Linked DNA regions of Homo sapiens: region 1 is linked to region 2. Evidence: chromatin contacts called from ENCODE Hi-C or POLR2A ChIA-PET data. All regions are on one chromosome and are shown on one strand. The core of a region is the stretch at or near the end of the contact, and the rest is flanking DNA. Distances in the headings are between cores, read along the strand shown. Region 1 overlaps LINC00189 (long intergenic non-protein coding RNA 189). Region 2 has its middle 27 kb from the start of CCT8.

Region 1 (6,003 bases), core at 2,936-5,435, 96 kb before region 2:
AAAATCTGTAAAAGATCATTGAAAGAAGTTAAAGAAGATCTAAATAAATGGGAAGATACCTCATGTTCATGGATCAGAAGACTTACTTCTGTTAAGGTGGCAATATTTCACAAATTAATCCACATATTCAACTCAATCCTTCTCAAAATCTCAGCTATGTTTTTTCAGAAATTGACAAGCCAATCCTAAAATTTGTATAAGAACTCAAAGGAACCACAATAACCAAAACAACCTGGAATTGTAGGACTTAGGCTTATCAGTTTCAAAACTTATTAGAAAACTGCAGTGACTAAGATAATGTAGTACTGGCATAAGCATAGACATATAGATCAACAGAATAGAATTGGATTCAGAAATAAACTCTTACATTTATAGGTCAAATGATTTTTCAGCAAAGATGTCAAGAAAATTTAATGAAGAAACAGTAGTATTTTCAACAAATGGTGCTGGGACAACTAAATATCCATATGCAAATGAATAAATTTGAAGCCCTACTTCACACCATATACAAAAATTCATAGACCTAAACATAAGGGGTAAAACTATAAAAGTCAACCATAGACCTAAATATAAGAGGTAAAACTATAAAAGTCTTAGAAGAGGCCGGGCATGGTGGCTCATGCCTATAATCCCAGCACTTTGGGAAGCCAAGGTGGGTGGATCACCTGAGGTCAGGAGTTTGAGACCAGCCTGGCCAACATGGTGAAACCCCATCTCTATTAAAAATATAAAAACTAGCCAGGCATGGTGGTGGGTGCCTGTAATCCCAGCTACTCAGGAGGCTGAGGCAGGAGAATTGCTTGAACCCAGGAGATGAAAGTTGCAGTGAGCCGACATGGTGCCACTGCACTCCAGCCTGGGTGACAGAGTGAGACTCTGTCTCAAAAAAAAAAAAAGTCTTAGAAGAAAGCATAAGAGTAAATCTTCATGACATTGGGTTAGGCAATGGTTTCTTAGATTTGTGAATCCAAAGGTACCTGAGACAGGTCTCAATAAATTTAGAAAGTTTATTTTGCCAAGGTTAAGGATGCACCCGTGACACAGCCTCAGGAGGTCATGATGGCATGTGCTCAAGGTGGTCGAGTATAGCTTGCTTTTATCTATTTTAGGGAGACATAATACATCAGTCAATACATGTAAGATGTACTTTGTTTCGATCTAGAAAGGCAGGACAACTTGAAGTTGGGCTTCCAGCTCATAGGTAGATTTTAAAGATTTTCTGATTGGCAATTGGTTGAAAGAGTTAAGCTATTATCTAAAGACCTGAAATTAATAGAATGGAATGTCTAGGTTAAGATAAGTGATGGTGGAGGCCAAAGTTTTATCATGCAGATGAAACCTCCAGGTAGGAGGCTTCAGAGAGAATAGATGGTAAATGTTTCTTGTAAGACTTAAGGTCTGTGTTGATGTTAGTGCTGGAAGGCTTTTCCTGAATTCCAAAAGGGAAGAGGATATATAATGAGGCACTTCTGACCCTCCCTTCCCATCATGGCCTGAACTAGTTTTTCAGGTTAACTTTGGAATGCCCTTGGCCAAGAGGAGTGGTTCATTCAGATGGTTGAAGGGCTTAGAATTTTATTTTTGGTTTACAGACTGATACTGTTTGGCTGTGTCCCCAGCCAAATCTCATCTTGAATTGTAGCTCCCATAATTCTGTTGTGTTGTGGGAGGGACCCAGTGGGAGACACTTGAATCATGGGGGGAGCTTCCCCCATACTATTCTCATGGTAGTGAATAAGTCTCATGAGAGCTGATGGTTCTATAAGGGGAAACCCCTTTTGCTTGGCTCTCACTCTTCTCTTGTCTGCCGCCATGTGAGATGTGACTTTCACCTTCTGCCATGATTGTAAGGCCATCCTAGCCACATAGAACTTTCGAGTCCAATAAACCTCTTTCTTTTGTAAATTACCCAATCTCGGGTATGTCTTTTTTTTTTTTTTTTTTTTTTTTTTTTTTTTGAGATGGAGTCTAGCTCTGTTGCCCAGGCTGGAATGCAGTGGTGCAATCTCAGCTCACTACAACCTCCACTTCCTGGGTTCAAGCTATTCTCCTGCCTCAGCCTCCCAAGTAACTGGGATTACAGGCATGTGCCACAATGCCCAGCTAATTTTGTGTGTTTGTGTGTATTTTTAGTAGAGATGGGGTTTCACCATCTAAGCCAGGCTGGTCTTGAACTCCTGACCTCAAGTGATTCACCCACCTTGGCCTCCCAAAGTGCTGGGATTACAGGTGCAAGCTACCATGCCTGGTCATGGGTATGTCTTTATCAGTGGTGTGAAAAGGGACTAATACACAGATATAACACCAAATGTACAAGCAACAAAAGAAAAAGCAGATAAATTGGATTTCATAGAAATCAAAAACCCCGTTTCTAAGGACACAATCAATAAAACAAAAAGACAACGCACAGAATTGGAAAAATATATGTGCAAATAATATATATAATCAAAGACTGAATATACAATGCAGAATATATGAAGAACTCCTAGAGATTAACAATAAAAAGACAACCCAATTAAGAAATAAACAATTTGATAGACATGTCTTCAAATATGTCCAAATGGCCAATGAGTACATAAAAACGTGCTTGTCATTAGGGAAATACAAATAAAAATTACAATGCGACACCACTTGACACCTACAAGTGAGGACAGCAAACCAGTCCTCACTCTCCTAGAAGGTATGACTTTTCATTCTGTTCCTCACCAAGACCATCACTTCCCACTGCCCCACATTTTCTCCTGCCTCTCCTCTATTTTCCCATCCCTAGTGACAGAAATGACCCAGGCAGTTGCCCCAGATTGAAACGGGAAAGTTTCCTGATCCCTCTCGCAGGACATGCAACAGAGGTATGGCTCGCCTGTTCAGTCGACACCACTGCTCTTCAGTTGTCACCATTGCTCAAACCCCTGATGGGAGGGGAAACACACAGACTGACAGGTGTAGGAGCTGGGGCAAGTGCCTTGGGCTCCAGCCCCGTATCTAGGGGTGGGTGCCTGCGGCCCCTTTTTGCAAGGGCAGAGGACCAGTATGGCAGCTTTCTGTATCCCTAGCTCTTGCTCAGCATCCCAGAAGAATCAGGTGACCCACGGGCTTGAAGGATGAATGTGGGGTTTTACTGAGTGATGGAGGTGGCTCTCAGCAGGATGGATGGGGAGCTGGGAGGAGGATGGAGTGGGAAGATGATCTTCCCCTGGAGTTTGGCCATCCAGCAGTCAAACTCCCCTCCAACCACCCCCAGCTGAGCTCCTCTCAGCGTTCAGATGTTCCTTCTCTTCTCTCTTTCTCTGCTGCGCTGTTTGTCTGCTTGTCTCCTCATCTGCTCATCTGCTTCTGGAGCCTGGGGTTCAGGGTTTATATGGGTACAGGATGGAGGGGCATGGCGAGCCAAAAGGCAACTTTTGGGGCACATAATGCCTGTTCCCACTTACGGCCACGGGTCTCAAGGCTTGAGGGTTGGGACTTTGCTGGGGAACCACCCTCTTCTACCCAATATTTCCCTGTCTTCTGTCCATATCAAAATTACCTTCTCTCCTCCACAACAGAAATCAGGGTTTTCCCCTCTTCCTTCCCAGATTTATCTCTGTGGCAAGTATTTTTGTCTCCAGAAGTCCTATTCTCATTGCCCAGCCAAATGGCTAAAGGAACATCACCCCACCAGCTGTTAGAACCGTGGTGAAGGATGGGAAAATATGTCCCTGGTAACCAAACAGGAAAGCCAACTGAACCTTCCCCACAGAAACAATATTACACGCACCTCAGCCATTTGGGTGTAGGATAGCCTTGAGTGGATAGTCTAGCAGTCCTAACAATCATCGAGGATGTATATGTAAAAAATGGAAACTACGTTTTCACTTTCAAACAACCAGCTCATAAATGAATGTTTGGATCAGACCCATTCTTCTATTTTTCAGTCAAATAATTTTTTATTTTTATTTTTTGGTATCTAACCTTGTTTTGATTCTTGTTGTTGTCAATCAGTTCGACACTGCATTCCTCCAGAAACTCATGAGTATGTTTTGAAAACTTTGCTCCTGTGACCCAGGACCTTGGCTAGAAAGAGTCATCGTAGCACAAGAGGAAGATGGAGCAGGGGTTTTCCTGAGGGTGTGGCAATAGCAGTGACTCATGCTACTTCCTTTTTCTAACCCTTTCCATTAGTGGGGTGGGGGAAAGTCACAGTCAGACCTGGGGAAAGCCGTCTTTATTTAGAGGGCGCCCCTAGTGTAGTGATGGCTTTTTGCTTTCTTTCTGCCACAGTGCAAAGCAGGGAAATAAAAATGCACAGCACGATAGCGAGAGTTTAGAACTCTAAGACAGCCAAAAAAAAGTCATTTATAAAAGAATGCAACATACGCTAAAATTAGTTCCCTAGTGTATGCAAAAAAGAAAGTCAAACTCAGCACATTTCTTTTTGTGTAGTCAGGTACTAAATGTCTCTTGCAGCATATGAAGTGGATAAAGAGAACAGAGACGAAGAAGAAAGGAGAGAGAGGAGTGCAAAGAAGAAAATAAGTGTGGACATAAATTCGCTTTTCAGTGTGTGTAGTCTAGATACTATCTTAGTTCCCCAAACAATGTTTGCTTTGTGATTTCACTGCATAACTCTTTCAGATGTTTTCTCTCTGAATGGCTAGAAGTCAACAGCTCTAGACCCTAACTCTGTAAAAGCAAAGGACTCAAGTCCTCTTCAAGTCTTTCCACTTATAAAAAGGGGAATAAATGAGAGTTTTATATCTTGTGAGCTTTTTAAAGCATTTCACAGAAATTAAACATCAGTGATTACATAAAGTTATATATAACTTCTCAAACTGAGGGGAAAGAAGCCAAGTTGTTGAGGAAACCATAGCCAAAGAAGGATGGCTGTTTAGTTCCCTGAACCACGCTTTTGAAATACTATAATCGAGATCATTCAATGAAACTTGTTTGCTTAAATTTTTTTTACTTTATTGAAAAGAGGGGCTGAGAGGAAGGAAGGCATGAACTGCTATTTCACAAATTAGCATAATTACATCCACTGTATATGCTATTATGGAAATTCAATTTAAGAAATTATAGCTAAAACACCTAGCACGGCGTCTGGCACCTGTTAAGGGATCAATAAGACTCAGGTGTCACAGTTTTTATTATTATTGCTGTTATTATCATTGTGATTATTATAGAGGGGGATCTGTGAGTTACAAGGAGATTGCTGGTAGTTGGATAACTGACCCAAATCATTCCAAATTCTCATGTTGTATTTCATGGACCATGTACAGAAAATAGAATGACAGTTCCATTTTTGTGTCAAATTGTAATTAGTTAACGCCATGCCCTCAAAAGAAACCTTGATTTTTATATTATTATCCAAAATGAATTTCATTCCCAAACTCTTGAATGTGAATATCTTTGACCTGTAGGAGATGAAAATATGCCTGTTTGGCATAAGGATTATTTTGAGGTATTTTGAGAAATTGCAGACACAGGAGAAGCTCTGAAAACAGAGTAAAAGTTACCCTTTTGTAAGAAAAATGTATATCTGTAAAGGAAATCTCCATTTGTAAGTGTCTTCCTCTCTGTACCAGGATGAGAAGGATGACTAAATCATTAGAGACTCAGTGGAGAAGGCACCAACTTAGATCTGCATAACAAACTTGACCTTTGCTTACTGTGTTTTCCTGGGCGTCTCACCATAACTGGCCTTCCCCTCACCCTTCTGTCTTTGTTTCAGTGGAAGATAGGATTTAAGCCTGAATTCAAAGCCATGTCTTTGAGATTTGCTCATTTCTCTAAGTTTCTCCCAGGTATACAGAAGATACACGTTATGAAACGTCCTTTTTTCCCTCGTTAATCAGTCTTTTGTTGCGGCGGTCTGCCCCAGCTAAAAGATATGCAGAGTAGAGAGAAATGTTTTCCCCCTACAGTCCCCAATACTTAATTTTATTCACTAATTTCTGGATCTTGATTTATTAATCATTGAAAAGGTGTCAGATGCACCAAAATCACCCTGGTAAAGAAAGAATA
Region 2 (5,740 bases), core at 2,040-4,539:
GAGATGGGTCTTATCATGTTTCCCAGGCTGGTCTGGAACTTCTGGGCTCCTGTGATCCTCCTGCCTCAGCCTCCCAAAGTGCTGGGATGACAGACGTGAGCCACCATGCCCAGCCATGAACCTTCCTTCTGTAACATACGGCCAAATGGTAAACATCTTCAGCTTTGTGGGTCACATAGTTGCTATCACAATTACTCAACTGTGCTGTTGTAATGGGAAAGTAGCCATAGACACTATATAAACCAACAGACATGGCTTTGTCCCAATAAAACATTATTTACAAAGACAGGCTGCAGACTGGATTTGGCCTTGGAGCAGTACTTTGCCAACCCCTAGCTTAAAATAACAAATACCCATTACCTCTCACAGTTTCTATGGGTCAAGAATCTGGGAGCAGCTTAGCTAGGTGGTTCTGGCTGAGAGTCTGTCCCGCAGTTGCAATCGATCTGTTAGCTGGTGGGGGCAGCAGTCCTGTGATGGCTTGACCAAGGCTGGAGGATCTGCTTCCAAGATGACTCATTTACATGGCTGTTAGCAGGAGACCTGAGTTCCTCATTACATGGACCCCTCTATAGGGTTGCTTGAGTGCCCTCACCACATGGCAGCTTCCCCCAGAGTCCATAATCCAAGAGAGAATAAGAAAGAAGCCATGAGGCATTCTATGACCTAATTATACATATTCCGTCATATTTTATTCTTTAGAATTGAGTCATTTATCCAGTCCACACTTTTAAAAAGGGAACCTAGTCTCCCCCCTTTTGGGGCTAAAAAGATGAAAACAAGAAGGTCATAGAATCAATTCAATTTCAGCCAGGCACGGTGGCTCATGCCTGTAATCCCAGCACTTTGAGAGGCGGAGGAGGGAGGATCTCTTGAGCTCAGGAGTTCCAGACCAGCCTGGGCAACATAGCGAGACCCTGTGTTTAAAAAAAAAAAAAAAAAAAAAAGAGAGAGAGAGAGAGAGAATCAAGTCAGTCTTGATATCTTGGCCAAATGTGTGATCTATGTCTTAAAAAGCTGAGATTTAGCCTTATTTCTGAGGCTTGTTTCCACCATATACTTAATTTTTCTGTTTCTTGAGCCTCAGTTAAGTCAACTGACTTGAAATTCCAAGAACGGCCTCTTTGTTAATGGAAAGCCACAGGTCTCCATGGATTGTTGTACCTTTTGTGCACTGCACAAGAAGAGGCACAGATGAGAAGTGACTGAAATCCAACCTGGACTCAGTTCGCCACACTCTGTTCCCTAAAGAAGGAGATAATCTTTGTCTTTCTTCTGCTCAAAGAGGGCACCTCTGCAAGGATCCCCACAATGTGATTCATGTGCCAGCAGTGCCCCTGGGATGTTGATTGTTTACATGATTTAGCCCCAATCTTGGTACTTTCTTTAGATCCTGACTGTGACATCCACCACATTCTCCATCTCTCAGTCACTTTCTCTGTTGGTGGGTTTTGCACACCCAGAGAGTACATAAGAATCCTTTGGGATTCAGGTGAAAAAATAATGGAACTTCTATTTGTAACTTTTTAAATCTAAAGAATGAATGAAAGTAAGTCACTATTAGTTAATAGATTAACACTGGCACATGTGTTAACTTATAAATAAATATATATATTTGAAGTGAACACTTACAAGTTTTTACTGACACATAATCAAGAAAAATTAGATACTATTGTTTTATATCATCATCTAAGTCACTGATAAAAATGTTAAATGTGGCCGGGCACGGTGCCTGAAGCCTGTAATCCCAGCACTTCGGGAGGCCAAGGCAGGTGGATCATGAGGTCAGGAGATCGAGACCATCCTGGCTAACACAGTGAAACCACGTCTCTACTAAAAATACAAAAAATTAGCTGGGCATGGTGGCGGGCGCCTGTAGTCCCAACTACTCAGGAGGCCGAGGCAGGAGAATGGCTGAATCCGGGAGGTGGAGCTTGCAGTGAGCAGAGATGGCGCCACTGCACACCAGCCTGGGTGACAGAGCGAGACTCCGTCTCAAAAAAACAAAACAAAACAAACATGTTAAACAAGACCAGGCTGAGAACAAAGCCTTCAGGTGAACATTGATCCAATAATCTGTGTGGGTGACATTATTACTTGACCCAGTATCTAATCCCAAATCAATCATTATGAAGCAGATACTCTGTGCTAGACAGCCTGGAAAATGGTCTCCAATGATTCCACTTCCTGCTTTTCACACCCATGTAAATGGCATTTTGCATGACCTATCATGCAGCTTTGTAGTAGATGCTGAGCCTGAGGTATCCAGCGAAGCCACACCCAGATTGCTGACCCACAGAAATCGTAAGATAAAAAATGTTTGCGGCCACGCGCGGTAGCTCATGCCTGTAATCCCAGATCCACAGACCTCCATCTTCCTGTGACAGACTAATTAAAAAAAAAAAAAAAGAGGGACCGGGCGCAGTGGCTCATGCCTGTAATCCCAGCACTTTGGGAGGCCGAGGCGGGCGGATCACGAGGTCAGGAGATCGACACCATCCTGGCTAACCCGGTGAAACCCTGTCTCTACTAAAAATACAAAAAATTAGCCAGGTGTGGTGGCGGGCACCTGTAGTCCCAGCTACTCGGGAGGCTGAGGCAGGAGAATGGTGGGAACCCAGGAGGTGGAGCTTGCAGTGAGCCGAGATCGTGCCATTGCACTCCAGCCTGGGTGACAAGAGTGAGAGACTCCATCTCAAAAAAAAAAAAAAAAAAAAAAAAAAAGTTTGCTGTTTTAAGCTGCTAATGTTGGGGTTATCTGTAACACCGTAATAGATAACTACTACACTTTTCCAGGTGATGCGTAATAGTTTGCAATAACCAACAACTCTGTGATCTAACTATTATCATCTTCATTTTACAGAGAAAACGGAGACTCAGAATATTTACATGACTTTCCCAAACTCAAAACAGCTAGTAAATGACAGCACTGGAAGTTAAATCCAGTGTGGCTCTGAAATCCACACTCTAACTAGCTGTATGACTTTGGGAAAGTTACTGCAACCTCTTAGTAGTCAGTTTCCTCATCAGTAAAATTAAGGACTGAAACAAAGTATTCATCTCTATTTTTCTAAAATTTCATACCCCTCCTCTGCTTTATCCGTAGCCCAAGAAGCGAACTGAAATGATATTTATACTAAGAAATGTGGAGTGGGGAAACAAGGGTTTGAAGATTACTCAATTGAGATGAAGAAAGGCAGCCATGCCGAAAACCAGTGAGGCTTGTGACTCTCCAGGGCATACGTGGCTGATGCTGACAGCTTCCTATTCATTCGGGCTGCCGCTCAGAGGACAAAGGTGGGAGGAGGAGATCCATTTCCTTTTTTTTTTTTTTTTTTTTTAAAGACGGAGTCTCGCTCTGTCGCCCAGGCTAGAGTGAGGTGGCGTGATCTCGGCTCACTGCAAGCTCCGCCTCCCAGGTTCACGCCATTCTCCTGCCTCAGCCTCCCGAGTAGCTGGGACTACAGGCGCCCGCCACCACGCCCGGCTAATTTTTTGTATTTTTAGTAGAGACGGGGTTTCACCGTGTTAGCCAGGATGGTGTCGATCTCCTGACCTCGTGATCCGCCCGCCTCGGCCTCCCAAAGTGCTGGGATTACAGGCGTGAGCCACTGCGCCCGGCCCCTTTTTTGTTTTTTTTAAATTAGTCTGTCACAGGAAGATAGAGATCTGTTTCTTAAGAGGAAAGGAAGAAGAGGTTTCTAACCTGCTCTGACCAACTGTTATGTTGCAATATCTTCACAGAGATCCTTCCAGCTGCAATAAAGATAATAAAAGGAATACAACATACTTTTGCTACAACTCAGTACACAGACTCTTAAATACAGTGAGGCTAGGCAGATGGAACATGTGGAACAAAGCAGGGGAAGGGCGTAATAACAACCATGATAACCATGGCTGTACTTATATATATTGAGATGTTTTATTTTATTATAATTTGTTGTTATTATACTGGCTTTTTGTGTGTGAGCTGTTTTGAATCTTTCAACTCCTTTAAATGCCTTCAAAAACTAGTATTTTAGCTGGGCGCAGTGGCTCATGCCTGTAATCTCAGCACTTTGGGAGACCAAGGCAGGAAAATGGCTTGAACCCGGAAGTTCAAGATCAGCTTGGGCAACATGGCAAGATCCCGTCTCTACAAAAAAAAAAAAAAAAAAAAAAAATCAATTAGCTGGGTACAGTGGTGTACACATGTAGTCCCAGCTACTTGGGAAGCTGGGGTGGGAGGATTGCTTGAGCCCAGAAAGTCAAAGCTGCCGTGAGCCATGATTACACCACTGAACTCCAGCCTGGGGGAAAGAGCAGGCCCTGTCTCAAAAAGAAAAGAAAAGAAAAGAAAGCTAGTATTTTAAACTGTGCCTCAGACCTAAAAATGAGTGAACCACTGCCCTAAACCGTGGAAGAGCAAGCCCAACTTGGTTGGGAGGAGACCCTTTCCATATGGGGTCAAAACTGTACCTGCCACTTTGGCATCTTTGAGAATTAAAAGAATAGAGACCTTCAACTTCACCCTGAGGGGACTGCTATACTCATAACTGAGGAGGCAAAGTCCAGATAAATGAGCAGATAAGGTAGAGAAAGATACAAAGAATTTCTCTCTTCCTCAAAAGGAAGAAGCCCAGTAACAAATCTCCTTCAGTGCTTAATAATGTTTGGCGAGGTAGTCTAGTAGAAAGCTTAGGACTTGGCTGTTTAAATCATCCATTCATTTCTTCAAAGGGTTTGCCACTTACTAGCTAGGTGAACACAAGCTAGTTATTTGCCCTCTCTGAGTCCTAATTTCCGCCTTTGCAAAAAGGAATTATAATACCTCCCTTTTCCTTTATTATTGTAAAGATTAAAGAAGATCGCTTCTTTGAAAGAACGGTGCACAGTGGCACAAGTAATGGAAATTCAGAAAATATTGTGTCCTTCTTTCACATTCCTTTTTTTCTCAAGAAATTTAAAACCAGTACGTGTTTTTTAAAAATCATTCCAGCTGCTCCATGGAGACCATATATAAATTGAAAGAATGGAAATAGAGGGGTGAGTCAGGAGACTATTGAAGTTGTCCAGATGGGAGATAAAAATGGCTCAGGCTCAGAGAGTAACAGTAGAAAAAAAGAGAAGTGGGTAGATTTGGGATGCATCTTAAACATAGAGTTGACAGTGCTTACTGTGGAGCACACGGAGAGAAAAATCCCTCTTAAAAATTTTATTTAGCTTATTTCATTCCAAAGAAAGGGAACTGACTTGCTGGTGCTGTGTAGACTGGTGCTCTCCAACAGAACTTTTTGTGATAATGGAAATGTCCTAGATGGTTATTGTCCAGTATGGTAGACATGAGCCTCATGTGCCTCTTGGCACTTGAAGTATGGCTAGCATGACCAAGAAACTAAATTTTTTATTTTATTTAATTATAATTAATTCAAAGTTATATAGCTATCATATTAGCGCAAATCTAGGTAATATACAACCTAGATTTTTTCCCTATAATTCCTTCAAATTATACAGACACAACAGTTTATAGAATGTACAGTTTGTCCCCACACACATTTTTTATGATGTTGTCCAACCTTAACTGTTCAACCAGTTTATGTTAATTGAGCTAAAATCTGGGTGCGGGGGGTAGAAATCAACATTCTTTCTACTTCTATTAATCCCAATATTATAACATTAGTCAGTAAGCCATTTCTGACCAATTAAAAACATCATATAAATTATATCTTTGCATGTTTTCATTATGTTGCTCCTTGGCTTA

Evidence for each region. Hi-C counts contacts between places; a loop is a spot of excess contacts on that map. ChIA-PET counts read pairs that join two places held with the same protein, here RNA polymerase II (POLR2A). Pooled maps may share reads with other maps.
Region 1: a pooled map shows a loop between it and region 2 (3-fold over the local background). The contact joins two enhancer-like sites. A Hi-C loop is called at or near these places in 4 of 168 maps with a recorded cell type or tissue (endothelial cell of hepatic sinusoid, endothelial cell of umbilical vein, naive thymus-derived CD4-positive, alpha-beta T cell and 1 more) and 10 of 50 pooled maps. POLR2A ChIA-PET finds 5 or more read pairs at or near these places in 4 of 52 experiments (B cell, OCI-LY7, activated B cell and 1 more).

The regions. Positions count from the first base shown.
Region 1 is chr21:29,194,658-29,200,660 of GRCh38, reverse strand. All of the region lies in intron 1 of LINC00189 (long intergenic non-protein coding RNA 189), which reads right to left. Among named protein-coding and RNA genes, the nearest start is that of LINC00189, 4.2 kb to the right of the region's middle. RefSeq lists enhancers at 3,939-4,178, 3,436-4,635. Within about 2 kb of position 4,185, at least 17 of the 41 ENCODE cell types and tissues checked have a DNase peak (open chromatin) inside an H3K27ac peak, as active enhancers do; they include B cell, where a contact is called at or near this core.
Region 2 is chr21:29,097,685-29,103,424 of GRCh38, reverse strand. It overlaps a transcript of MAP3K7CL not described here. Among named protein-coding and RNA genes, the nearest start is that of CCT8, 27 kb to the right of the region's middle. RefSeq lists enhancers at 3,286-3,335, 3,163-3,457. Within about 2 kb of position 3,289, at least 3 of the 41 ENCODE cell types and tissues checked have a DNase peak (open chromatin) inside an H3K27ac peak, as active enhancers do; they include B cell, where a contact is called at or near this core.